Linked DNA regions of Homo sapiens: all the other regions are linked to region 2. Evidence: chromatin contacts called from ENCODE Hi-C or POLR2A ChIA-PET data. All regions are on one chromosome and are shown on one strand. Each heading gives the region's core, a stretch centred on a gene start or an enhancer-like site at or near the end of the contact. The rest is flanking DNA. Distances are from core to core; before and after follow the strand shown. Region 1 holds the start of RDH11 (retinol dehydrogenase 11). Region 2 holds the start of DCAF5 (DDB1 and CUL4 associated factor 5). Region 3 holds the start of VTI1B (vesicle transport through interaction with t-SNAREs 1B). Region 4 holds the start of PALS1 (protein associated with LIN7 1, MAGUK p55 family member). Region 5 holds the start of MED6 (mediator complex subunit 6).

Evidence for each region. Hi-C counts contacts between places; a loop is a spot of excess contacts on that map. ChIA-PET counts read pairs that join two places held with the same protein, here RNA polymerase II (POLR2A). Pooled maps may share reads with other maps.
Region 1: a loop to region 2 is called in a pooled map, with 20 times the contacts of the local background. The contact joins the promoter of RDH11 here to the promoter of DCAF5 in region 2. A Hi-C loop is called at or near these places in 8 of 50 pooled maps. POLR2A ChIA-PET finds 5 or more read pairs at or near these places in 2 of 52 experiments (activated B cell and naive thymus-derived CD4-positive, alpha-beta T cell).
Region 3: a loop to region 2 is called in a map of naive thymus-derived CD4-positive, alpha-beta T cell, with 24 times the contacts of the local background. The contact joins the promoter of VTI1B here to the promoter of DCAF5 in region 2. A Hi-C loop is called at or near these places in 2 of 168 maps with a recorded cell type or tissue (naive thymus-derived CD4-positive, alpha-beta T cell and posterior cingulate gyrus) and 5 of 50 pooled maps.
Region 4: a loop to region 2 is called in a map of CD4-positive, alpha-beta memory T cell, with 12 times the contacts of the local background. The contact joins the promoter of PALS1 here to the promoter of DCAF5 in region 2. A Hi-C loop is called at or near these places in 1 of 168 maps with a recorded cell type or tissue (CD4-positive, alpha-beta memory T cell), 1 of 37 single-sample maps with no recorded cell type and 9 of 50 pooled maps.
Region 5: a map of CD4-positive, alpha-beta T cell shows a loop between it and region 2 (6-fold over the local background). The contact joins the promoter of MED6 here to the promoter of DCAF5 in region 2. A Hi-C loop is called at or near these places in 2 of 168 maps with a recorded cell type or tissue (CD4-positive, alpha-beta T cell and naive thymus-derived CD4-positive, alpha-beta T cell) and 6 of 50 pooled maps.

What each region holds. Positions count from the first base shown.
Region 1 is chr14:67,693,393-67,698,289 of GRCh38, forward strand. It overlaps RDH11 (retinol dehydrogenase 11), which reads right to left and starts at 2,372. Exons shown (of 7, transcript NM_016026.4): 1 at 2,238-2,372. The coding sequence starts at 2,311. It also overlaps a transcript of GPHN not described here. RefSeq lists a silencer at 1,480-1,539 and enhancers at 1,889-2,525, 2,570-2,619, 2,640-2,689.
Region 2 is chr14:69,149,946-69,154,920 of GRCh38, forward strand. It overlaps DCAF5 (DDB1 and CUL4 associated factor 5), which reads right to left and starts at 3,174. Exons shown (of 9, transcript NM_003861.3): 1 at 2,820-3,174. The coding sequence starts at 3,033. RefSeq lists silencers at 1,489-1,948, 2,109-2,158, 2,979-3,618.
Region 3 is chr14:67,672,269-67,677,077 of GRCh38, forward strand. VTI1B (vesicle transport through interaction with t-SNAREs 1B) reads right to left here and starts at 2,364. Exons shown (of 6, transcript NM_006370.3): 1 at 2,107-2,364. The coding sequence starts at 2,221. It overlaps RDH11 (retinol dehydrogenase 11), which reads right to left. Exons shown (of 7, transcript NM_016026.4): 7 at 4,532-4,809. It also overlaps a transcript of GPHN not described here. RefSeq lists silencers at 2,039-2,148, 2,249-2,688.
Region 4 is chr14:67,238,855-67,243,672 of GRCh38, forward strand. PALS1 (protein associated with LIN7 1, MAGUK p55 family member) reads left to right here and starts at 2,581. Exons shown (of 15, transcript NM_022474.4): 1 at 2,581-2,679. It overlaps LOC124903330 (a long non-coding RNA gene), which reads right to left and starts at 2,555. Exons shown (of 2, transcript XR_007064217.1): 1 at 436-2,555. It also overlaps a transcript of GPHN not described here. RefSeq lists an enhancer at 1,933-2,212 and a silencer at 2,193-3,162.
Region 5 is chr14:70,597,440-70,602,018 of GRCh38, forward strand. MED6 (mediator complex subunit 6) reads right to left here and starts at 3,216. Exons shown (of 8, transcript NM_005466.4): 1 at 3,177-3,216; 2 at 179-338. The coding sequence starts at 3,198. RefSeq lists an enhancer at 2,718-3,917.

The sequences.
Region 1 (4,897 bases), core at 1,122-3,621, 1.5 Mb before region 2:
AGAAATAACTAGTTTCTGTAGGTCAATCTGTCCACAACTGGCATTTTATGGCCTTGAGAAATGGCTAATCCAATACAAAAAGTTAAAATTATGAAAGCTTGTGACTCTGGGACAAAATAAACAAGAAAAAAAAAACACACCCACACGCATGCACATACACACTTAAAACAAAGAGAAGATTATGTATGTACAAAGGGGAGCTGGGATTCAAGTCTTGCTTTGTGTAATTAGAGTCCTTGTTTCTTTCTTTCTCTTTCTCTTTTTTTTTTTTTTGAGACAGAGTTTTGCTCTTGTTGCCCAGGCTGGAGTGCAATGGTGTGATCTCGGCTCACTGCAACCTCCACCTCCACTGCAACCCCCATCTCCCAGGTTCAAGCGATTCTCATCCCTCACCCCCTCACCCATGCGCCACCACGCCCAGCTAATTTTTGTATTTTTAGTAGAGACAGGGTTTCACCACGCTGGCCAGGATGGTCTCGAACTCCTGACCTCAGGTGATCCGCCCACCTCAGCCTCCCAAAGTGCTGGGATTACAGGTGTGAGTCACCAAGCCCAGCCTAGAGTGCTTGTTTCTAAGTACTATACTATATTGCCTTTTCCAAATGAATGAATGCACAAACACAGATTGGTGGTTCTCAGACTGGCCTATTCTCTTCTTGGCAATGTTGGGACTCTGGTTAAAACAATCTGTTGACCAGGAGATGCATTCTTAAAGAGCATTTCAGCCTTTTTCATTGAACTTGGAATTGCAAGGTACATACTCTTAGCCATTGAAGCTACCTGCATAGTGCGAAAATGCTGACAGGGAGGCAGATTAACTCATGGTCCCCACAAACCATCACCTCCCTCCTCAGAAAACAAGCCTCTAGGCTGTTTCCCACATCCCCTTACTGTATGTAGCTCCAGGAGTGACAACTTAGTAGGACCTGTACTTAGTTCTTTCTTCTCCTTAACCAGCAGGAATGAAAGAGACAACTATAAAAGTCCAGCTCTGGCCCGACTCCCATAACCCTGCTGAGTTGGGAATACAGCTCCTGGAATATATATATATATATATATACACACACACACACATATATATATATACACACACACACATATATATATATATATACACACATATATTTTTTTTTTTTCCAGAAAAATCCCTCTGGGGTATGAGCACTATTTTCAGTTCTGGTTCAACTTTTCATTGAGATTCTATGTGGATAAGAGGATCTTGTAGTGAAAAAAAGATAAAAAGCAGTGTTTTCATCTGAGTGTGAGAAACCATGTGTGCCTAGAGGTGGGAGAACTGAGTGTTCAGAAGGCAGAAAAAATATAACTGGAAGAGGGGCACCAGAGAAGGAAGAGAAAATAAAAATAAAAGAAGGAAAGTAGGTGACTGTGGTAAGAAATGACTGTGATCTGGCCTGGCTTCAAGTTCTATTGGGACTAAGACCGCCCACCTGGGGAAGGAGTGTGTCTGTCTATTCAGTCACTGGTCCGTCACCACTGGTGATTTACTTAGAACCAATAAGCAGGCTGCCGGTTTTACAGCCCGCTGCTGATTCACTGGGGCACTTGGCCAGCCTTGGGCTGATTGATCTATCACCTGGTCAATACCTTCCCACCATTCTCCCAGCCCTCACCGCCCCAGTACCCTAGCTCCTAACTCAGATCCCCCGTGCTCCTGCTCGCAAGGCAGGATAGAGCTCATAACCAAACACTCTTCCTTTTCACTTTTCTCCTTTACAACATCCGCCCACAGAACAAGCGATTGTAACAGCAACGAGAGAGCAAGGATGGGGCCGCAGATGTTACGATTGCTATCAGTTTCAGAGGGCGAAATGTGGAATCGCTCCTTTGTACCTCGAAGGCTGGTTTAAGGCGTGGGGAATAAGGGGAAAACAGCGTCGGGCCATATCCCATTGAAGAGTCCGAAACTCAAGCGTTTGAGGTAGCCTTACCCTCGGGATTCCCTGGAGCCAGAATCAGGGGGTGCTTAGACAAAAGAAAAACAGGCCAGGGAAAAGCAGTGTGCCCCGGACTGCCGCCCTTTCTCACCGCCTGGGGTCTCGGGTGTCCTCCTGGCACCCAGGACAGCTGGACCTCGCCTCCAACCCACCGAACTCTGGGCTCCGCCATCTTGGAGCCCCCCCAGGGGAGTTTTCCAAGAAAGCTTTGGTGGGGATTCTATGTTTCCCTCCCGCCCCGCAACAAGAATTCTCAAGAGAAGGCAATACATTTGCACAGACCTGATTTGGGGCGCAGCCATATACAGAAGGAAGGGCAGAAGGAGGAGCAACAGCGGGAACATGAGCTCAACCATCTCTGCCGGCTGCAGCGGCACCAGAGCGGGATGCTCCAGCGTTGCTCGCCGACTATGGCTTCTCTTTCTAGACACGCCCCAATTCAAATTGCGACAGCCCGGGGAGCAGACCTTCTGGGAAATGTAGTCCAGAGCTTGACAGCCTCAGGCTGGCTACGTGGGAGCGCTGCCGCCAACGCTGGCAGAAGTTGAATTATACATCGCTAATCCCCAACCATCTAGGGCTTAGGGCCTGTGGGATCATTCACCCAGCTCTCAGTTATTTTTTCTGCCTTCTGAATACTCAGTTCTCCCACCTCTAGGCACACATGGTTTCTCACACTCAGATGAAAACACTGCTTTTTATCTTTTTTTCACTACAAGATCCTCTTATCCACATAGAATCTCAATGAAAAGTTGAACCAGAACTGAAAATAGTGCTCATACCCCAGAGGGATTTTTCTGGAAAAAAAAAAGTATACACTATAGGAATAGTACACTTATTCCTATAGTGTACTAGGCACCGCGGTGTTTGTGAAATCTCTGCAGTCCTCTATCTCCCCAGACCCAAGTCCAGTGCCTGGTTCAGTTTTCCCCAATCCTGGTTAGGCAGTTACCGCACTGTTTCTCCTGGAGATCAGATGTTGGCGTCTGGGAAATGAAAGGCGGATTAGACAGGAGAGGAGCGGTCCGAAGTCTGACAGTTGGGAAGGTGGGGGAATGTAAACCCTTCCTCCTCGAGGATTCCTTTTTCCAGAGAAGAGGAAGCAATAAGTCCTTGAAGACATTCTCAGGAGAATCACTTTATTGTGTCTATCTTGAATTATGGTGGCAACTATCATGATTTTTCTAGTGTTTGAGTGTTCATTGATAATAGAATATCGTCTTCCTGATGGCTTGGGTCACATACATTAACTCCCAGGGTAGCAATGAATATCTCAGATTGGCACAGTTGGTTTTGCCAACTCGTGAAAGTATTTAATCCTGTCTTGAATTAAGGCCATGAATATGTTCTCTGTGAATAAATAGGTTCCCTGTTCAATAGTTTCTTTCATCTGAGGCCTATTTCCTGGGGGTGAAAGTGGAGGGTGTTTTAACCAATCAATATCTGTCTGTGATTCCTTAATTGTACCCAGTAATATTTTCTGGTCCTTTTGCATAATTTCCATTTGGTTAAAAGACACGGGTTCCAATGAACTAATATATTTTATAGCAAATTGGAGAAGAGAGGGTTTCCTTCACACAATACTAATTCCTACCAATTTAACATTAGATTACCTAGCAATCATCACATTTTGTCACATTCTCATTATTGTGTTACCTAATATTTGTATTGGGTTTTATAACTTTATAAAAGCCTTTCATTTGTTTTGTTCCTTATTCAGTCATTCACGCATTTGACAAACATTTATGGCATTCCTATAGTGTACTAGGCACTGTGCTGATGTCCAGCAGGAAGCCAGGAACACATAATCTCTGCTCGCCCGGAGTTCATGGACTGTCAGAGAAGACCTTAAATAAGTAATCACTGTAAATAAATCATGGTGAAGGTTATGAGGAGGATTAGAGAAAGCTCTGGGAGCTTTTACAAGGGAGAGGAGTTCTAGATCAGGAGAGGCTTATTTGAGGAAATAACATTTGAGCGGAGGCCAGAGGGAAGTTAGTAGGCAAGCAACATAGACAAGAGTGTGCTGAGCAGAGGAAAGACCCCACCTGAGGGTTCACAGTCAGAGAAAGCAGGGTGCACTAGAGCAACAGAAAACCGTCTAGGGAGAAGGGAGAGTGCCAGAAATGGCAATAATAGCCAGTGCTTAAATACTGCTTAATTATGGCCAGGCCCTGTCCCAATGATTTATATATATATATTAACTCTTAATTCCCATAACAACTCTAAGAGGTAGGTACTATAATTTTCCCTATTTTACAGACAAGAAAACTGAGGCACCGTGTAAGCTAGCCTAGGTCAAAGAGGCAGAGCTGGGATTCAAACTGAAGCAGGTGGTGTTCCATGAGAGGGCCCTATATGCAAAGTGGCCCCCAAATGCCAGAGGAGCCAAGACACCAAAGGTTGAGGCAGACAAATCCAGTTTCTTGGTAAGGGTGTTTTACTGTGGGAATTTACAGACAGAAATGTGGGCTTGGGTGGCAGATTTCTGTACATGTAAGCTCCACACTCAGAGTTTATATACTGTAGGGAAAGAGTCAAACTGCTCTGTGCAAGACAATTAAAGGTAGCCCTCCAGAACAGGCAAGAATGCTACATGTGTAATAGATAATAATTTGTGCAATAACATCAAGGTTGACATGTTCTTACACTAGGGACAGTAAATAAAGTAGGAATCAGGAGATATTCACAGGACTGGGGCTAATCAACATTGCAGTCAACATTGAAGTCAGCATTGCAGATTAGCATCCCAGATGCAGTCACTTTTGTCCACCAAGTTGTATGCAGGGTCTATTGTGCCCTTAACTATTGAGCTATATTGCCAAAAGATGAAGCTGGAAATTTCTCCCCATACTTGTGTGTATTTGCATATCCATATAAAATTTGCATATAATTTCAGGTGGTTTATAGACACATTGGAGCCATAATGGAATCTAGATTAA
Region 2 (4,975 bases), core at 1,924-4,423:
TCCCAGAAAAAAATTCAATTAGCTTTAACAAGTTAAGGTTAATTAGGACTCCCAAAGGGGGCTTCCTTATCTGAAGCAAACAGGAGGAACTTTCTGTTAACACAGCTGTGTACTCATAATGGAAGGTAAATAGCTAAAAAGGCTTTAAACCAAAACTCTATGTTCAAGGAACAAATAGGAAAAGCTAGGTGTATCTTAGCCAAAATGGAGGAGCGATGGAATAGCCTGCTGATAGGACTAAGAACAGGAACAGGAGTAGATAAAAAGGAAACAGGAAGAACTGAGCTAGAGGGAGTATGGGGGGAAGGAAAAGGAGCAAGGGGCAAAGAAGGCTGGAACCCAGGAAGTACTGATGGAGATGGGCAACACAAGCCTAGAAGAGTAAGGAAATAAATACCCAGAATCGAAAGGTCTGCCAGAGCCTCCTCTGTGGAAATGACCCTCCTCTTTCACAGGCTAAAATTAAGATAAAGGAAATGACCTGGCCAAGACTAGAGAAAATAGAGTTCATTTAAGATACAGGGGAGCGTCCTGCCCAAGGATAAAAGTAGTAATAACTGGTAAAGAACATTTCGTGCTTTTAAAAATGTAACTTCAAATAGATAAATTATGTGGCATGGAAATTATCTCAATAAATTTGTTATTTTTTTTAAAGTGTGAGCTAGGCATGGTGGCTTATGCTTGCAATCTCAGCACTTTACGGGGTGAGGCAGGAGGATTACTTAAGGCCAAGAGTTCAAGACTAGCCTGGGCAACATAGGGAGACTCCACCTCTACAAAAAAAAAAAAAGTTTAAATTACCTGGGCATGATAGCACCTGCCTGTAGTCCCAGCTACTTGGGAGGCTGAGGTGGGAGGTTAGCTTGAGCCTGGGAGATCAAGGCTGCAGTGAGCAGTGAGTGATAGCCCACTGCACTCCAGCCTGGGCAACAGAGTGATACCCTGTCTCAAATAAATACGTAAATAAAGGTGTGTCAAGCTGGGCAACGTGTGACTACTTACAATTCCGTTAACATGATTAGTTCAGTTGTCTCTAAAAGAGTACCCCCAAACTCCCTCACTCGGTAGGTAAAGTTTACTTGTGTCTGGGAACTTCTCTGTTGTAATACATCGGGAGTTTTATGAATACATAAAAAACAACAGCAGGGAAACTGGGAGCTAGGTCTATAAAGAAGAGGTCTTCCCCCATTTTTGCTCTTCAAATTTATTTGATAAAATTTTATACGGTGCTGTGGGGGAAGGAGGCTTTTGTCTGAAAGATCAGGTTTCTTCAGAGGATGATCTAGGGCCAAAATCTACCTAGTCAAAGAGAAAACGATCTGGGGTACAAAAGTCAAGTCAGTTCTGGACAGACCCCAGAAGGTTTATCATAAAATGATCACAGAAGACCTTTCTCTTTGCTACCCCCAAATTGGACTGTACGCCCCATGTCACTTCCGAAGGTTACTCGCGAAGACGGATGCTTTGCCAAGATCCCAGAAGTTTCTGGCGAGCTGCTCACGGACACAAATTAGAAAGACATTCAGGGACCGACCTGGGTGAAGCTAAGCGCCACGTCCAGCGCTGGGTTCCCCCTTCATCCCTCCCAATATAGGAAAAGGGACAGAAGAGGGCAGCAGCCAAGCAGGAACGCCCAATCAGCCGTCTTCACCCCCCCTCCCCTGAGCCAGGTTTCGGGGAGCCGCCCCCTAGCCCTCACGTAGGCCCATTCCCACCCGCCCCTGCCCTGGGCCCGCGACCCCAGGGAGGAGGGGACGACGGCGGCGAGCGCCCCCACCGGCAGCAGGCGCACCTCCCCAGGGGCAGCTGTCGCCGCGGCCCGCGGGGCCCGGGCCTCCCCGGGAGCAATAGGCTATCGATTCAGCTGCCTGTCGCTAGGAGCCCCGGGAGAGCGAGGCCTACACCGCCCGGCCGGAGCCCCGGCCTCGATTTCGCCACTTTCCCCAAACCAGAGGGAGAGCCCGGGGGCAACCAGGCCCGTCTGGGCGAGAGGGAGGAGAAGCAGAGACCACTTGCAACAGCGGCCGCGGGAAACGGGGTGCGGGGCGCCGGGCTCCCGCCAACAAGTCTCCCGGGGGTCCCCCACCCTACCGCCTGCCTCGCAAGTTGCGCATTCAAGTTCAGGCTGGTGCCCTTTAGCCTCCACAGCCCTCGCCACTCTCGAAACTGTATTAAAAACAAGACGCAGAAGAGGCCACAACCGAACGAAAGGCGATGGTGCTGGGCCTCTAAGAGCGCCGAGGGGGGCGGCCCACAGCGACCCTACCGCCCCAGTCACTTCCCCTCTGCAGACCCCGCCAGCCCCCGGGTCGCAGCCCCCGGCCCCTCGGCGTCCGGGTCTGTCACCGCCCGCTTCCCAGCCCCAAGACCCCTTTTCCTTAACGCCGGCGACGGGGGCTTCAGCTCCCCCTTGCCTCCGGCGCTCCTCGGCCTCCTCACCCTCCACATCCCCAAAATGCCCCCAGCACCTTTTAAAGTACGCGGAGGAAGAGTTTGCCGTCAAACTTTGTAGAGCGGTAACCTCGCCCCCCTCCCCGACCTACACTTTCAGGGCAGGCATCAGGAGAGATCACTTTGCACTTGGGATAAAGCGAATTAAGGAGCTGTCAACCATTTTAGGTCTTTTTTATAGAAGACATCCTCTCCTTCCCCTCCCCCTGCAATGGTTTTAATTTGACACCAAACCTTCCCACCGCAGAAGGGGGTAGAGAAAGGGAGGGGGTGGGGACAGAGGGCAGGAGGAGGGTGACGGGGGAGAGCGAGAGGGGGAGGCTGGGAGGGTGCGGGGAGGCGCGGGGAGGGGAAGGGGGTTGATTTACCTGAGACCAGCCACTGGCCTCCATTGTTGGAGAATTCAATGGCATTGACACAGCCGAAGTGGCCGAGGAGGTCCTTCTTGTAGAGGTTTCTGCAGCCCCGCAGGCGTCTCCTCTGAAAGTCCTGAGTGAGCAGGGGGTCCCCATGCAAGCCCCGCTGGGACAAGAAGCCCACCACTGACCTCATGCTGCCCCCCAGGCCAGCTCTCCTCTTCATGCTGGAACCGCCGCCGCCGCCGCTCGCGCCGCCGCCCCTCCCTCGGCCTCACGCGCGGCCGCTGCTCCCCCCACCCGGCCCTCCCCCCGCGCTGCGATCCGGATGGTTCTTTAACCAGCCATGGCAGGCAGAGCGAGGTGTGCAGACACTCGGCGGCGTTCGCGGCTTCCTGACGGTCCCCTCCCTCTCCTTCCCCCCGAGGCTCCTCCCTCTGCCTCTCCGCCTCCTCCAGCAGCTGATCCTCAGCTGCCGCCGCGCTTCCGCGATGCGCGGCCCTTCCGCCGGCTGCGGGGCCCCGAGAACGCGGCGTCGGCGCCCCTCCCCTCCGCGGGGGGCTGGCCGGAAGAACGCGGGCGGCCGGCCCGGAGACCACGGGCGCCGGCTGCTTTCCCAGTTGAGCCGCTTCCCGCCTGGGGACCTGGGTGGCGCCGGGCGGAGACCCCTCTGCACCCCAGCGCCCCGCACTCCGCGGAGTTGAATGCGCGTAACAATCCGAGTGGCCGCCGGGCTTTGGCTCGCCTTCCTCCCGCGGGGACCCGCGGGCCGGCTGCTGCCCGGAGGCCAGCGCCCGTACGAGTTCGGGGAAAATGCGGCTGGAGTGGGGGAAGGTGCGGGCGGGGGCTCCGGCCCTCCTTCCTCTGCTGGCCTCTGCCTTGGGCAGTCCGGCCCTGCCCGAGGCGGGGGAACCGGGAGGTAGGGCCGCACACTTGGAGGAACGTTGCCTGGGGGTTTTGTTCGCGCACCCGCCCCTTCCCCTCTCCCGGTAAATGTTTAACACCACCGCTCATCCCCAAGTCCAGTTCTCTAACTCTTCCTTCCTCCGGTCCTTTAGTTGAAAAAGGCTAAATTGTTCCGTCTGGCAGATTAGAGTGGTACATGGGGGGAAAGAGAAAGGGATAAAGAAGTAGGAAGAAAATTGCCAAAACCGAGTTGATGAAGTCCCGAGAAGCACGAGGTACTTCTCTCCGTTCCAGATAAATTTGCACGACACAAGAAGCGTGATTTGAAACTAACGATATATGTTATTTAATTGGGTTCGGTGAGCTCCTCTTAAAGGTCTCGAGTGGGGAGCACTGAGGTTGGACAGCTGTTAACCAGCAGCTGCGCTCCAGGCCAGAAGTGGCTGCACTTCAGTAGGATGGGAGTCACCGCGTTGACCCTAGTGGGTGTTAAATGCTTTGGAATTCTACCAGATACAGTTAAAAGTCCCCTTTTCGATGTATTATAGTACTTTTCCTGGAAGCTATCCTCTGTCATTAAGTGGTAATAAGCTACTGAAATAGGCACTTGTCAGTTTTGCCCTTTCAAGTTAGCAGGAATTACATCCTCTGGACCAGAGATGGCACAGGAGCAGTTGAGTAGAATCATCATTGAAAGATGGGCTGTACATCTCTGATCTGGGGAAAATAATAATAATTTTTTTTAAAAAAAAAGATCGGCTGAACATGGAAGAGGTTTACCCGTCAAACAAAATTATTTACTTCTACTTTTTGTTCAGTGACAATACGATTAATCGTACTAATAACAAATATGCAAATGTTTCATATAAAAGTACATATTCTAGCAAACATTACTAAACAGAAACCAAATTCCATCAGAACTTGGGGAAAAGGGCAAAAAATAAATAAATTTTTAAAAGAAAGAAATCAAATTCCAAAAATGTGAATTTTAATGGAATATTGTTCCCCTAAATAGGAAACTATGTGGTACTTAAAAGGTTTTATCCTCAGGATGCCTTCTAATAATCCTTTGTGTTTATTCATTATAATCACCACCTAAAAATTAGTAGCAGTATACCAGCTTTATTAAAGATGTATAGCACCAAACATCCTTCTGTCATTGCAATGTCAAAATGTGTAATTAATCATTTATTTTTGTGATGATATGAGTCTCCCCACTCTGCTGTAAGTTCTCTGAGAGCAGGGACTACGTCTGTTCTGCT
Region 3 (4,809 bases), core at 1,114-3,613, 1.5 Mb before region 2:
CCACCATGCCTGGCTAATTTTTTTATTTTTTGTAGAGATGAGGTTTCACCATGTTGCCCAGGCTGGTCTCAAAATCGTTCAACACAGCAATACTCCTGCCTCAGCTTCCCCAAGTGCTGGGATTACAGGTGTGAGCCACCATGCCTGGCCTGCAGTCTACTTTTTTTTCTTTTCTTTTCTTTTTTTTTTTTTTTTGATACAGAGTCTTGATCTGTTGCCCAGGCTGGAGTTCAGTGGCATGATCTCGGCTCACTGCAACCTCCGCCTCCTGGGTTCAAGCAATTCTGCCTCAGCCTCCTGAGTAGCTGGGACTACAGGCAACTGACACCATGCCCGGCTAATTTTTGTATTTTTAGTAGAGATGGGGTTTCACCATATTGGCCAGGCTGGTCTTGAACTCCTGACCTCAAGTGATCCGCCCGCCTCGGCTTCCCCAAGTGCTGGAATTACAGGTGTGAGCCACCGTACCCTGCCTGCAGTCTACTTTTCAATCACATAAATCAGATCCCACAATGCTTCTGCACAGTATCTTTTAACTGCATCCCATCATATTTAGAAAAAGGCACAAGTCTTTCACCATGGTCCACAAGGCCCTACATGATCTGGCCCTGCTTATCGCTCTCCTTTGCTCACTCCATCCCAAACACATGGAACTTCCTGCTCTTCGCTGAACACACCAAGCTCATTTCTGCTTAAAGGCATTTGCAGTGCTATTCCCTCCTTCTGACACTCACTTCTCCCTGATTTCTGGTTTACTCCCTCACTTCATTTAAGTCTCTGTTCAAACGCCATCTCCTCAGAGAGGACTTTCACAACCGCCCTATTTAAAACTGAAGTCCCAAAGAAGGCGGATCACTTGAGGTCAGGAGTTAGAGATCAGCCTGGCCAACATGGCAAAACCCTGTCTCTACTAAAAATACAAAAATAATTAGCTAGGGGTGGTGGCGCAACTGTAATCCCTATTACTCCAGAGGCTGAGGCAGGAGAATTGCTTCAATCTGGGAAGTGGAGGTTGCAGTGAGCCGAGATCGTGCCACTGCACTCCAGCCTGGGTGACAGAGTGAGACCCTGTCTCAAAAAAAAAAATGATAAATAATAAAATAAAACTGAAGTCCCATCCCCTATTCTTTTACTCTGATTTACTTTCCTGTATTCTTTAACACTGCCTCTTAATAGTTATATATTGTTTATCACCTACCCACTAGAATGGGGATGTTCGTATCTTTTTCACTGTAATTTGCAATATTCACCAGCACCTAGAACGGTGCCTCACAATTCACCAGCACCTAGCACACAGCAGCCTCACAATAAATATATATTAAATACATGAATTTCATTCTCACCAGTCATTCAATTCCTATGACCTTGAGTAATTCGTTGAGCAAACACCCAAGCTCTGACTCTTAAATAAAAGCAATAAAACAAAGTTTTGTCCTTGCCATCAAATTCTATATATCCGGAGGCCAAGAACTATAGCAGCTTTTCCTATGGATTTAGGGCCGGAAAACTCTAGCTCCTCCAGACAGAACTTGTAGCAACCTGAATCATGAAATTAAGGGGTAGTAAACAGTCTCAGCTGTAAAAACGTTCAAAACAAGACCACATCTAAATGCCACAATCAGGTTTTAAAGGCCAGCTCTCTACCCTCCAATAACTGGTATTTACCAACACCCCCAAATTATGACTCCTTTGGGTTTTTAACCCTTTTTCTGTGCTACGGATCCTCTGTCAGTCTGGTGAAAACTAGACCTGTCTTGAGACTAGTGCTTTTAAATGCATAAAACAAACAAAAACAGCTATGAAAGAAACCCACTCTACATTACAGGACCGCAGATGCAAAAGCCCCTCTGCTCTATTTGCCACAGTGAAAAAAGATGAGAAAATGTGGAAGGCCATAGAAGGATCCCAGGGAACTGAATCCCGAGGTCCAATTTACTCTCAGTGGCAGCAGGGAGACCTGGGGCTGGGACAAGCCAGCCCTAGGGGGCGTGTCTGAGGACGCGGAGGGAGGAGACGCGGGCCCGGGTCTGGGAGGAAGGTGGGAGAATCTTCCTTCCAAAGCGCGCAGGGCTGCGCTCCCCACGGCGTGGCCCACCCCCGCCTCACCGGTCCCCGCCGTCCCCAGCAGCCGCTCGGGCACCCCTTGTAGGTCTTCATGGAGGCCGCGGAAGATCTCGTGCAGCTTCTCGAAATGCTCCGAGGAGGCGGCGGAGGAGGCCATGGCGCAGGCCGCGCTGGAGCAGCGGCCACCGAGATTCGGGGCCCTGGGCCCTTTCCTAGCCCGGCGGTCAGCCGCCCAGCCCAGTGGCCATAACGGCGACCGCCGCACCACCGCCGCCCAGGACGAGGCTCTTCCGGAGCCGCGGCAGGGTCCTCTCGAGCCGGAACGCCCACCTTCTCCAGCCAGTGATTGCTGGAGCGCCGGCGCGAAAGCCTGACGAGAAGTCGGGAGACTGCGCGGCCTAGGCGACTCCTGAGGGAGCGGTGCCGCGCCGGGGCGATCGGCAGTCGCGGAACCCGAGAAGTGCCGGGTCCGGGTTGGGGAAAGGCCGCAGCGAAAGGGGCCTAGGGGACCTGCGGGACTGGCAGCGCGGCCGCCTTCCTCCCGGGCCCCGCCGGCCGGCGAGGGGCGGGCGCTGCAGTGCACGCCGGGGGATGTAGTTTGGCTCGGACGAGAGCGTCTCGTCCCGGGGTCGCGCGTTGCTCCGGGTGCCAGGTTCAGCCCGCGCGGCGACAGCGGGCTTCGGCCCGATTTGATGTATGTTTGCGTCTAGACGTCGTCCTCACTGTCATCGCGCTTTGCTTTGCCACCCTGACCCGAATTCCTCGTTTCGCGTCTTGACTGTTAGCTTTCGGCCCTGGAAAGATAGCCGGGCCAGGGGCTCTGCCTGCCGTCGGGAGGTGGAGCACTTTTCTTGGAAGGCCCAGCGGCTCCCCAAGCTTTCAGAAGTGGAACCCGGCCGGGCGAGTGGCTCGCGCCTGTAATCCCAGTACTTTGGGAGGCCGAGGTGGGAGGATTGCTTGAACCCAGTAGTTCGAGACCAGCCTGGGCACAATAGCGAGAGCTCTACCAGAAACCCAAAATAAGAACCGGGCATGGTGGCGCGCACTTTTGGCCCCAGCTACCCCCGGAGGCTGAGGTCCCACCACTGCACTCCAGCTTTGGGAGACCTTGCTCCCAAGTGGAGCGAGATCTTGTCTCCAAAAAAACAAAAAACCCAAAAACCAAAAATTCAAAAGTGGAACCCAGTTAGGATGACCTCGAAATACTCTAGCTGCTAGGCCCGAGTAATTCTCCTCGTGGAGACTAATTCTCCTCCTAGGCTGCCTCGTGCACTTGTTGACAACAGGTGTTTGTCAAGCGTAGGCATTGCGAGGGATCTGGGCATGTTGGTGAATAAAACATTTAATCTCTGCTCCAGGGGAATTTATAATCTGGTGTGGAAGGTGGGCCTGGCTTCATTAGGTCTCATCTGCCACTAAGTGTCACGTGTTAAAAATTACAAGGTCCCTTCTTGCACTCCATGGGTATAAATTCCTGTCTTCACGTCGGGCATGGTGGCTCACGCGTCATCCCAGCACTTTGGGAGGCCGAGGCGGGCGGATCACTTCAGGTCAAGAGTTCAAGACCAGCCTGGCCAACATGGTGAAACCCCCGTCTCTGCTAAAAACACAAAAATTAGCCAAGCGTGGTGGTGGGCGCCTGTAACCCCAGCTACTCGGGAGGCTGAGGCAGGAGAATCGCCTGAACCCGGGAGGCAGTGGTTGCAGTGAGCTGAGATCGTGCCACCACACTCCAGCCTGGGTGACAGAGAAGACCCTATCTCAAAAAATTAAAATAAATTATTATTTTCACCGATTTCACGGTTTGCTCAAGGTGTCTGTTCTCAAATGTTTGCTTGGGAGTTCAATTTTAAACTGCCTACAAATATTAAAAGATGTATGACTGCTCAGGAGAAAATGCTTTGCTAATTTGTATCTCCTGGGCCCTCATTTTTATTAGATCAAGTTCATTGGCTGTTGATTCAACACACTTTGGTTAAGCTCTTAATATGCACTGAGCATAGACATGACCAAGTCTGAGGATAGTCAGTATACTGTGTAAGTCCCACAGCACAATGCTGGGACTTGTCACAGTACAGAAATAAGGGGCAGGTGCAAAAAAAGGATCAATAGCCTGGGGCCGGGTGCTGCGGCTCACACCTGTACCCCAGCACTTTGGGAGGCCAAGGTGGGAGGATCGCTTGAGCCCAGAGTTTGAGGCCAGCCTGGGCAACAAAGCAAGACGCTGTCTCTAATTAAAAAGAAAGGAAAAAAAAATGGCCCGGGATGATCAAGAAATGTGGAAAAAGTGTCTGTGAAGAGTGTCAAAAAAGGTTAAGTAGGAAATGGTGAATGAACAATTAGATTATCACACAACCTAAATTAATAGCATGTGGATTGAGATTACACTGTAGCTAGACTCTGGAACAAATTATTCTTTAGAATGAGAAATCATTGCACAACCATAATAATGAACAGTGTTTTCTTCTTTTGACTGTAATCAAACTTTTAATTCTTAGTTTTTATTCTGGTAAATGAAAACAAAAAATAATCAAAAAGAATTTTTATTTGTCATTGACAGTTCAATATAAATTAAGTAAAACATTAATTCATTTATTCTGCACTATTATCAGAATTTTTCTAATTTTTCCGTAAAATGACCATTTCTAAACATATAGCTTAATGGTCAAAACAAGTGCAATAAAAGATTAATTTACAAGTATCAGAAGTGAAGACTGTGGTCCTATAACTCTTTCCCCCACCAAA
Region 4 (4,818 bases), core at 1,331-3,830, 1.9 Mb before region 2:
CTGGTTTTGAACTCCTGGGGTCAAGGGATCCATACACCTTGGCATCCCAAAGTGCTGGGATTACAGGTGTAAGCCACCATGCCAGGCCATAACTAATATTTTTATAGCACTTCTTTTCCTGAAAAAAATGCCCTTCTGAATTGTTATAGCACTTTAAAAAGGAATTTCACATATTTTGAGATAAGCAGCTGGTCTGCTATCTCACACTCATACTAATAATTATTTTATTATGGTGGGGTCCTGTATGGGAATCTAAGCAGCTGAGGAAGCAAGGCTAGGTACTTGGCGGGTTCATTTGGGTGGAGGCTTTTTTTGTGTGTGTGTTTTGTTGTTTTGTAAAACTGCCTGGGGCCAAGAGATTGGAAGTTACGGATAAAGATATACTATCTTTCCAAAGAGGTCCTTTCTTTGAACAGCTAGATCTGCAGTCCTTACCTGAAGATGATTTTGCTCATTCCTCCCCATGACCTTTGGTGATGTCTGGAGACATTTTTGATTGTCACATTGGGGAGGGTGATGCTACTGGCACGTAGTGGGTAGAGGCTGGGGATGCTTCTAAACATCCTATGATGCACAGGACAGTCCCCACAAGAATTATCCAGCCCAAATGTCAATAGTGCCAAGGATGAGAAATTATAAGCTAGAGAAAGAAGAATTCATTGACGAGCTGGAGGAAGCTTCTTGAATTATTATTTATGTTATATATTTAAGAACTTAGAGGCGGGGCACGGTTGCTCACGCCTGTAATCCTAGCACTTTGGAAGGCTGAGAAAGGTGGATCACCTGAGGTCAGGTGTTCAAGACCAGCTTGGCCAATGTGGCGAAACCCCGTCTCTACTAACAATACAAAAATTAGCCGGGCGTGGTGGCTGGCACCTGTAATCCCAGATACTGGGGAGGCTGAGGGAGGAGTATCGCTTGAACCCGGGGAGCGGAGGTTGCAGTGAGCCGAGATTGCGCCACTTTACTCCAGCCTGGGCAAAAGAGCGAAACTCCGTCTCAAACAAAAACAAAAACAAAAGAACTTAGAAAAGGAAGTAAGTCACACACAGTAACCGTTTTTTCTTTTGGGGTATGGCTAGTAGTTTCTAGGAATCCTGGAGACTTTATCTGGATTTCAGTTAGGCATTTCACCAGTTCTCATGGCATCTTTATGGAGGAATATGGGCCAAGAAGACAGTTCGGTTGTGTCGTCCACCTGTATTCGAAGCCTACTGAGAAATTTTTGATGGCAGGAGCATTAAGGTCTTTAGTGGCATGCAGCAGAGTTCTGTCCTCCGCTCTGTCTTATTAAACACTTGGACAGAATGCTGATCAGATTTGAGAAGGATAACAAATCTGGGAAGGGTAGGCATCCCCAAAGATCTTCACCACCAGGAACAACGGTTTGCTTCGTTCAGGCCATCACAGTGTCCTTAGTGAGGGACACCACAACCCATAGGCTGTCCAGAGGAGCGTAATGGGGAAGAATGTGAAAGAGCTTGAAAATCAGGACCTGAGGACATTGCGAGATGGAAAAACACCGTGGGACAAAATGAGGAAAACCGAGAGAAATGGAAATGGCATATACGAAGGCTTTGAGGGAGGACTGTGCCCCTGGGGGAAACTGTGCCCCCGGGCTGGAGTCACAGGCATAGTTTGGCCTCATAGAAGGAGAGGTCGATTAACAAACCTTGCAAGTGTTCAAATGTGGAATGGGCTTGCTCGGAAGGTACTGTCAAGACAGAGACCATCCGAGGGCTTTTATTGCAAGTGTCGAGACACATTGCTGGTGTTTCTCCTTAGAACGTCCTCCAATCTGCTCTGACTTCCGCCCGCACCCGCCTGAGTCCTGCCCCATTCCAAGGGTGGCACATCCAGGTCCCGAGGGCGCCAGCCATGCCCGGAGCACGGGCTGATCTGCGTAACTCTGTCCCTTCGGGAGACTTCTGGGAAATAGTTCTAGTCCTTGCTATCCTTGCTTTCTGGTTTTCAGAAATCAGTGCAGCTGCTGGCTTTATGCAGTCTTCTGCGGGACACTGCACACATCCAGGTGTTTATGTCATTTTTTAAAAAAAACAAATGTTAGATTGGGTGACTAACTTGACAGGACATGAGGAATCTCTTCAAGAGGAATCAGATTTTCTTCAGGATACGTCATCCAGAGACAAGAGCCAAGGGATGTAGAAACCCAGGGAAGCCTCGCGTCCCCACAAAGCCCGCCGGCCAAATCCCGAAGGGGCTCTACCGGGCCAGCTAGCCCGGAGCAGTCCGCGTTTTAGACTTAGAGGCGCGCGACTGCGCGCACCCGGCTGGAGCTGCGGAGAGGACCAATGAGCGGGCGCTCTCTCCGCTCCGGCTCGGGATTGGGCAAGCCGCGCCAGCCTCTCACGGGCGGGGTGGGACTCGGATCCGCGCGCCCACTGCGCCAGAGTCCCGGGGGCGCGTGCGCGGTCTCGCGGCGGCCGCAGGGGCCGGTCTCGCGCGGTCTAGAAGTGGAGTTGCTGGCGGCTGCGGCGGTGACGGCGGCGACGGAGGAGGCAGGCGGTGGGGCGGGGGCGGGGACTAAGGATTCTGAGGTGGGGAGTCGGGAGTTTCTGGATTCTTTATCCGGAATTTCAAGGGCCGCCGGAGGGCTGTCGCTTCTGCAGTGCGTAGGAGCGGCCGGGGCGGGAGGCTCCGCGGAGCCGAGGCGTGGAGGTAAGAGGCGGATCGGCGGCGGCTGGGCTGTAGAGATCTTAATCAACAGGTCCCTGGGAGCGCGGCGGGGGAGGGGCGGGCGGCCGGGCTCCCCTTCCCCCACACGCTGCGCAAACTCCGGCCAGCGGGAGACCCCTGGCAGCCAGGCGGGCTTCCTCAGGCGCGCGAGCTGCGGCCGTGGAGGGTGTGAGCCCAACCTTTGTCCCTCGGAGCAACGCTGCCTGCGCGGTGCCCGCTCCTTCTGCTTGGCTGGGCATGCACCTTGGCGCGGGCCACAGCCAGCCGAGCCCGAGGTGCAGGGGGCGCGGCGGGGAGTCGTCTGCCCCCTGCGCCCTCTCTCCGAGGTCGCGACGCGCGGGACTCTCCCGGCCGGGTCTGGGAAATCGGCGAGGGAACGCTTTCCTTTAGAAGTCAGAATGTAGTCAGCGTTCCTCTGCCTGACTCAGCTGCTGGTATTCTGCTGCTCATTGCGTTCTTAAACACGCAAACAGTTCCTGCTTCCTTGTGACCACTTTAAAAGAAAAGCCTAGTTTTGTTCATGGTTTCTGATACTTTAAGGTTGCACGTTGAACTTTGAAGCATGTAAATTGTTATAACCTACGTTTAATGAAGTTTGCTTTAAACGATCTTTGTAGTAAATTATGTAACTTTCTAATGATCATAACTCACCTTCTGTTGATTGACATACAGTAATGTGTACGGAATGTAGGTTTCGGTCAAAAGGTTTTTCTTGGCAGTTTATGCTAAAATTAAAATCTGATGGCTAGGAAGTTTTTAGATGTAGTATGGAGTGTGTGTTTTGTCTCCATACTCGTTTAGAATAGTAAGAATTTAGATTTGGAAAGTCAGTTGAACAAAAATTTTGAAATTTTGATTTGACTGACGCAGTGAAAGGTGTTAATATTTCTGATTTTTTAAAAAAGCAATATCATGTTTTAATGATAGTTTACTAATTATGCTTTTGGATTATACCAGAAGTTAATAACCTGTTAAATTATGCAATAGGAACAAATGACGTGTTGGTTATTGGTGTCTTTGAAGTATTGGTGGTAATGAAACTTATTAAATAAGCTTCCTTGAATTAAGAACTACGATTTTTTTTTTTTACTAGATCCCTGTGGACATAGCTATTGTGGATAGGTTTTATAGGCTTTCTATTTGCGGCAGGATGAGCTATTAAATTATAATGTAAGAGATTTATAGATAAAACAGGCAAAAATAGGAAAAGCAATTCATTATTTTATCTTTAAAAATCTGGTAAATTTTACCATGTACCTGAATTAGTTTTGGCAAGACGGACTTGAACTTGACAAATTAAGGTGGATTGATTAACATTAATTTGTTTTAGAATGTTAAAACGGGAGAGAATATATAAGTTCTACTTGAGGGTGACCCAAGTCAGTACAGTGGGTTTAGCTTTTACATGATCTTGAATTATGATTTTGATTAAAAATCTCATCACAGGGGCACGTGTTTTCAGGATCTCCTGAGGGCTGTGTCATGGAAAAAATAAAATTTATCACCCATTCCAAGAAATTTGATCAATTTTATATATTATTTACTGAAATGCCCTATTTCTCTGATATTTTCTGATTTCAGAGTGTCTAGAAAAAAATAGTATCTTGACATATGTGCTTATATAGAATATAATTGTCTTTTCTTTTTTTTTTTGTGAGACATAGTCTCGCTCTTGCCCAGGCTGGAGTGTAGTGGCGCGATCTTGGCTCACTGCAGTCTCCACCTCCCTGGTTCAAGTGATTCTCCTGCTCTCAGCCTCCCGACTAGCTGGGACTACAGGTGCTCGCCACCACACCTGGCTAATTTTTGTATTTTTAGTAGAGACGGGGTTTCACCATGTTGGCCAGGCTGGCCTCGAACTCCTGACCTCAGGTGATCCACCCGCCTCGGCCTCCTGAAATGCTGGGATTACAGGCGTGAGCCACCGCCAGAATATAATTTTTTTTTTTTTTTTTTTTTGAGACGGAGTCTCGCGCTGTCGCCCAGGCTGGAGTGCAGTGGCGCAATCTCGGCTCACTGCAAGCTCTGCCTCCCGGGTTCACGCCATTTTTCTGCCTCAGCCTCCCGAGTAGTTGGGACTACAGGTGCCCGCCACCACGCCTGCTAATTTTTTGTATTTTT
Region 5 (4,579 bases), core at 1,966-4,465, 1.4 Mb after region 2:
CCTCTGTTAAAAGTGAATACTAATAGTTACCCTGCATGTCAAATTTGCATAAACCCAAACAAAACTCCAGTTTTTCTTCTAAAAGTTCTACTCTGCACTTCATGATCCACAGTTTGAAAGAACTGTTCATTGCAAAACTTGTATTTGGAAAAAGTGCCACCTTCTTAAAATAACTTACTTCAAGTGTTCTAATGTTAGCCTCTGCATTTTGACCACTTCATTATTACATGTTCTGTCATAAAAAGGATTACTTCTTTCTGAAAAGTAATCCAGGACACTACCACTGTTCAAAATAGGGATCCAAGAGCTGTCAACCCAAGAAATTCCCAGCAGATTGTCTATGGGAAAGAAAACAAAATGATAAAGGATTAGAAAAATAGAAAGAATCCAATCCAACAAACATTTATTATACATCAAATGTAGTAGGCACTATGAATATAAGGATGACATAGATCCTAACCAACACACTCTCATGATGTAACAGAAGAGATTATGCAAGAAAGCAATAACATGATTAAGTCTTATGATAAAGACATGGTGAAACCCTGTCTCTACTAAAAATACAAAAAATTCTGGCCGGGTGCGGTGGCTCAGCCTGTAATGCCAGCACTTTAGGGGGCTGAGGTAGGTGGATCACCTGAGGTTGGGAGTTTGAGACCAGCCTGACCAACATGGAGAAACCCCGTCTCTACTAAAAATACAAAATTAGCCTGGCGTGTTTGTGCATGCCCATAATCCCAGCTACTTGGGAGACTGAGACAGGAGAATCGCTTGCACCCAGAAGGTCTCGGAGATTGTGGTGAGACGAGATCACACCATTGGACTCCAGCCTGAGCAACAAGAGTGAAACTCCGTCTCAAAAAAAGAAAAAAAACAAAACAAAAAATTAGCCGGGCATGGTGGTGGACACCTGTAATCCTAGCTACTCGGGAGGCTGTGGCAGGAGAATCACTTGGACCCAAGAGGCGGAGGTTGCAGTGAGCTGAGATCGCGCCACTGCACTCCAGCCTGGGCGACAGAGCGAGACTCCGTCTCAAAAAAAAAAGACATGAAGAAATGTGTTACGAGACTACAGAGGACCTGGGGAAACGAAAATCATTTTTCATGTGGAGAGAAGGTGGGTTTTAGCACGGTATGTTAAAGAATAAATAAAAACTTACACAGAGAAAAGGGCAAAGTAATTCCAAGCAGAGAGAATGTATATACAGAGGTGTAAAAATATAAAGTATATTATATCTTTAGAGAATAATTTCATTAGGTGAAGAAGTGATAAGATTTAAAATTTAGAAAGGACTTTTTTTTTTATTGGAAATCCTTAATGCTGGCAAGGAATTCAAAATTTTCAAATAACATGTATGCCCAAGAGAACACATCTATAGCTACCAGTTTGAGATCTCTCAATTAGGGATAGAGAAGTTAGGAAGCTATTATTGTAGATGAGATGATAATGATGTAAAAGCTAAGGGATAAACAGGAAGTAGAGTTCCCTTAACTACAGCCACACGGTTTCATATTTAGCGTAGAATTAAATCATAGCTTTTAAAAAGACATGATAGAGCTAGATACTTTTAATAAATGAGCTTGTATTGGCTATTGGCTTTCATGATGCTTCATACCACTGACTGTACTGAACACCACTAGGTGTAAATCATGAACATCAAAATGCCTATACAATACTGGTTGAAAAACTTCAATCTCTCTTATACTGTCATTACCTCAGGCATCTTCAAAGAAGTCAGACCTAATTCAAGGTGACAGGCAGTTTTGAGCCAAGTGACTCAACCGAGAAAAATTATATAAAGGTAAAATGTACTTTGTGTGCTATAAAATAAAGGAGGAGACAGATGAAGTGCGTTAATAACCAAATAATTAGTATAGACCATTTAGATAGTTCATCATAACTGGATCATGCAATAACCAAATACACAACAGGCCAGGAAATAACATTTTCAGAAATGGCCTCCTAACTGGTTTTCCTAATTCTACCCTTGCCCTCCTACACTGTTCCCAGCAGCCAATGTAGTCCTAAAAAAAAGTCAGATCACATCATTCCTCTGATGGAAACCCCTCCAATGGCTCTGCGTTTTACTCAGAGGAAAAGCCAAAGACCTTATCATAGCTTTCAACACCTTTCTGACTTCATCTCCTTCCCACATCCTCTCTCACTACCCTCCAGCCACACTGACCTCCTTGCTGTTCCTTTAACACACCAAACACACTCTTATTTTAGAGTCTTTGCCATGATCCTAACAATCTGAATTATAAGTAAAACATTTTATAAACTAAATATTTCTCTTTTTTATTCTGTAGCAAGGCAACATGTTGACATAGCCCAAGCATTCTAACAGCATTCTAACCATCAGCAAGTGATGAAATAAATAATGAAAGACACGTATGTAAAATCATGATCCAGAAGTGCTGCAGATCGCCAGATAAGTATAAATGAGAATATTTGTAATAAATGTGTTAGACCCCAATCCAGTTAATATTAAAAAAAGGCATCTCAAACATCTCCCTTTAAAAATCAAGTACTATATACACAAAAACAACTCTACATGCTCCCCAAGATCAAGCAGCAGTTAAGGGGTGACATCTCCATACATTTATTCACTGACTGATTCAATATTTGAGTACTTCTGCAGTTCAGCTGTGAAAAAAATACGACCCCTGCCCATAATAATTGCTGGACGTTCGATGTAAAGTATTATCGACTCAAAAAAAAAGAAAATATCTGGGATTCATGCTCAGGGACCCGTGTGGCGCGGTCTAAAGAATTAGGCAGCCACCATGCCAAGTCCCAAGAGATGAATCAAATCAAGTTGGCTTATTACCCCATTCCCTTCTCTGCCTAAACGCCATTCCTTCACTCCAATAGAATAGCCCTAATGTTGTTGCAGAGATACGTGTGTAGAACAAAACTCCAGCTCTGAAAGCTCAAAACCCAGAGCTTCTTCCAACCCCTTCTCTCCGACGCTTCCAAGAGACGCTCCAAGAACTCAGAAAAAAAAAAAAACTCGTCAACGTTTCGCTAGATCACAGCCTTGGGTTGTCCACAAAAACCACTCAAAAAAGCTTGAGACTTCACACAAAGGAACCTAAACCTTGAAACCGCGAGCTATAACATCCCAAACTGGTCCACAGACAATCAAGAGACAAAATATAGCAATACAGTATACCTCGGATATCCACCGCCGCCATAATTCCGAGAGCGTTTACAGGTTCTCTTTCCGGCGCAAAGTAAACGTAAGCCTAGGCCGCCGGAAGCAGCGGGTTGAAGAGAGTGCGCATGGGTGAGGAGGGACGTAGAGCGGAAGAGGGGGCGGGGCGGGCAGGAGAGAGGCAGGGGGTGGAGGTGCGGGTGGGAGGGGAGGAGACGCGAGGGGGCGGAAAGCGGGAGAGGCGCGGGAGGCGGGAAACGTGGGGTGGGGTGGGGTGGGGTGGGGTAGGGGAATGGGAGGGGACGGGACGCAGAAAGATTGGTGCAGGGGAGCAGGGAAAGACTAGAAGAGGGATGGGCCAAAGAAGGAGAACGGGAGGGCGGATTACTGGGAAAAAAATTAGAAGACTTAGAGGACAGAAAGACCGAGTGGAGTCCCGCCCCACGCCCACCACTGATGGAAGAATTCTGCCTTGATCGTCTGTGATCGTCAAGAAAACAAATTCTGATGCTGTAGAGTTGTGCTTGGGAGTGTCTCTTAATTTTAAAAGCTCCCCGGGTGTATCCACTGAGCTATCAGATTTAGGAACGATGGTCATTTATATTTTTCTCCCTGCCTCAGGTATTGGGATGGGACAGGACTTAAGAATTTGGGAGTCATTGGCTTTTATGTGACTAAATCCATTAAAAATCTAAACCAATTAAAGAAGCCTCTGAGAAAAATTTCACAACACAGGAAATGCTTCTGAAGTGAAATATTAATAAGATTAAGAGAAAGGGAATACCCCTGGGTCCCAGAGTAATGAGCAAATGTCTGCATTCCAAGTAGTCTGGAGTAGGTAGCAAGGCTCCAAAGAGGGAATGATTCTGTGTACGGGGAAGCTACAGAAAGCCTCAGATTCTCAAGCTTCAGTGTGGCTCTGTAAAAGCAAAACGATACAGAAATATGCAAACAACACACAGATACTAGGAAGAGGATGCCAAAATCTGAAGGAGGGATGAGGGCGGGTGCCTACATCTTCTCCAAAACTTAGGTACTGTGAAGACTCCCCAAGAATTTAACCACAACCCAGGAGCAAGAGGGGAAGACCAGAAATTTAATTGGGATTTTCAACCTCATAGACAAGGAATTAAAAATTTGTTAACTCCGTAGAATAAAAGTACGTTGCCTGTACATTTCAGTTTGGGAATTTTCTGCCTGAGATGGTATGTATAAAATAGGTGTCCCAACAGAAGTATGTGCATGCACAGAGTAAAGTTTTGAGAGAGAATTTTTCAGGAGGGCCTGGTTGGGAGCCTAGTGGGAGGACATTGCAAAAAGGAAGAGTATCGTGTCCAATAAAAAGTGTGATCCATAAAGCTTTTTGTTTTGTTTTTCTAGTTTTTTGTTTCCTTGTGTTTTGATTAGGCTAGAAGGAGATT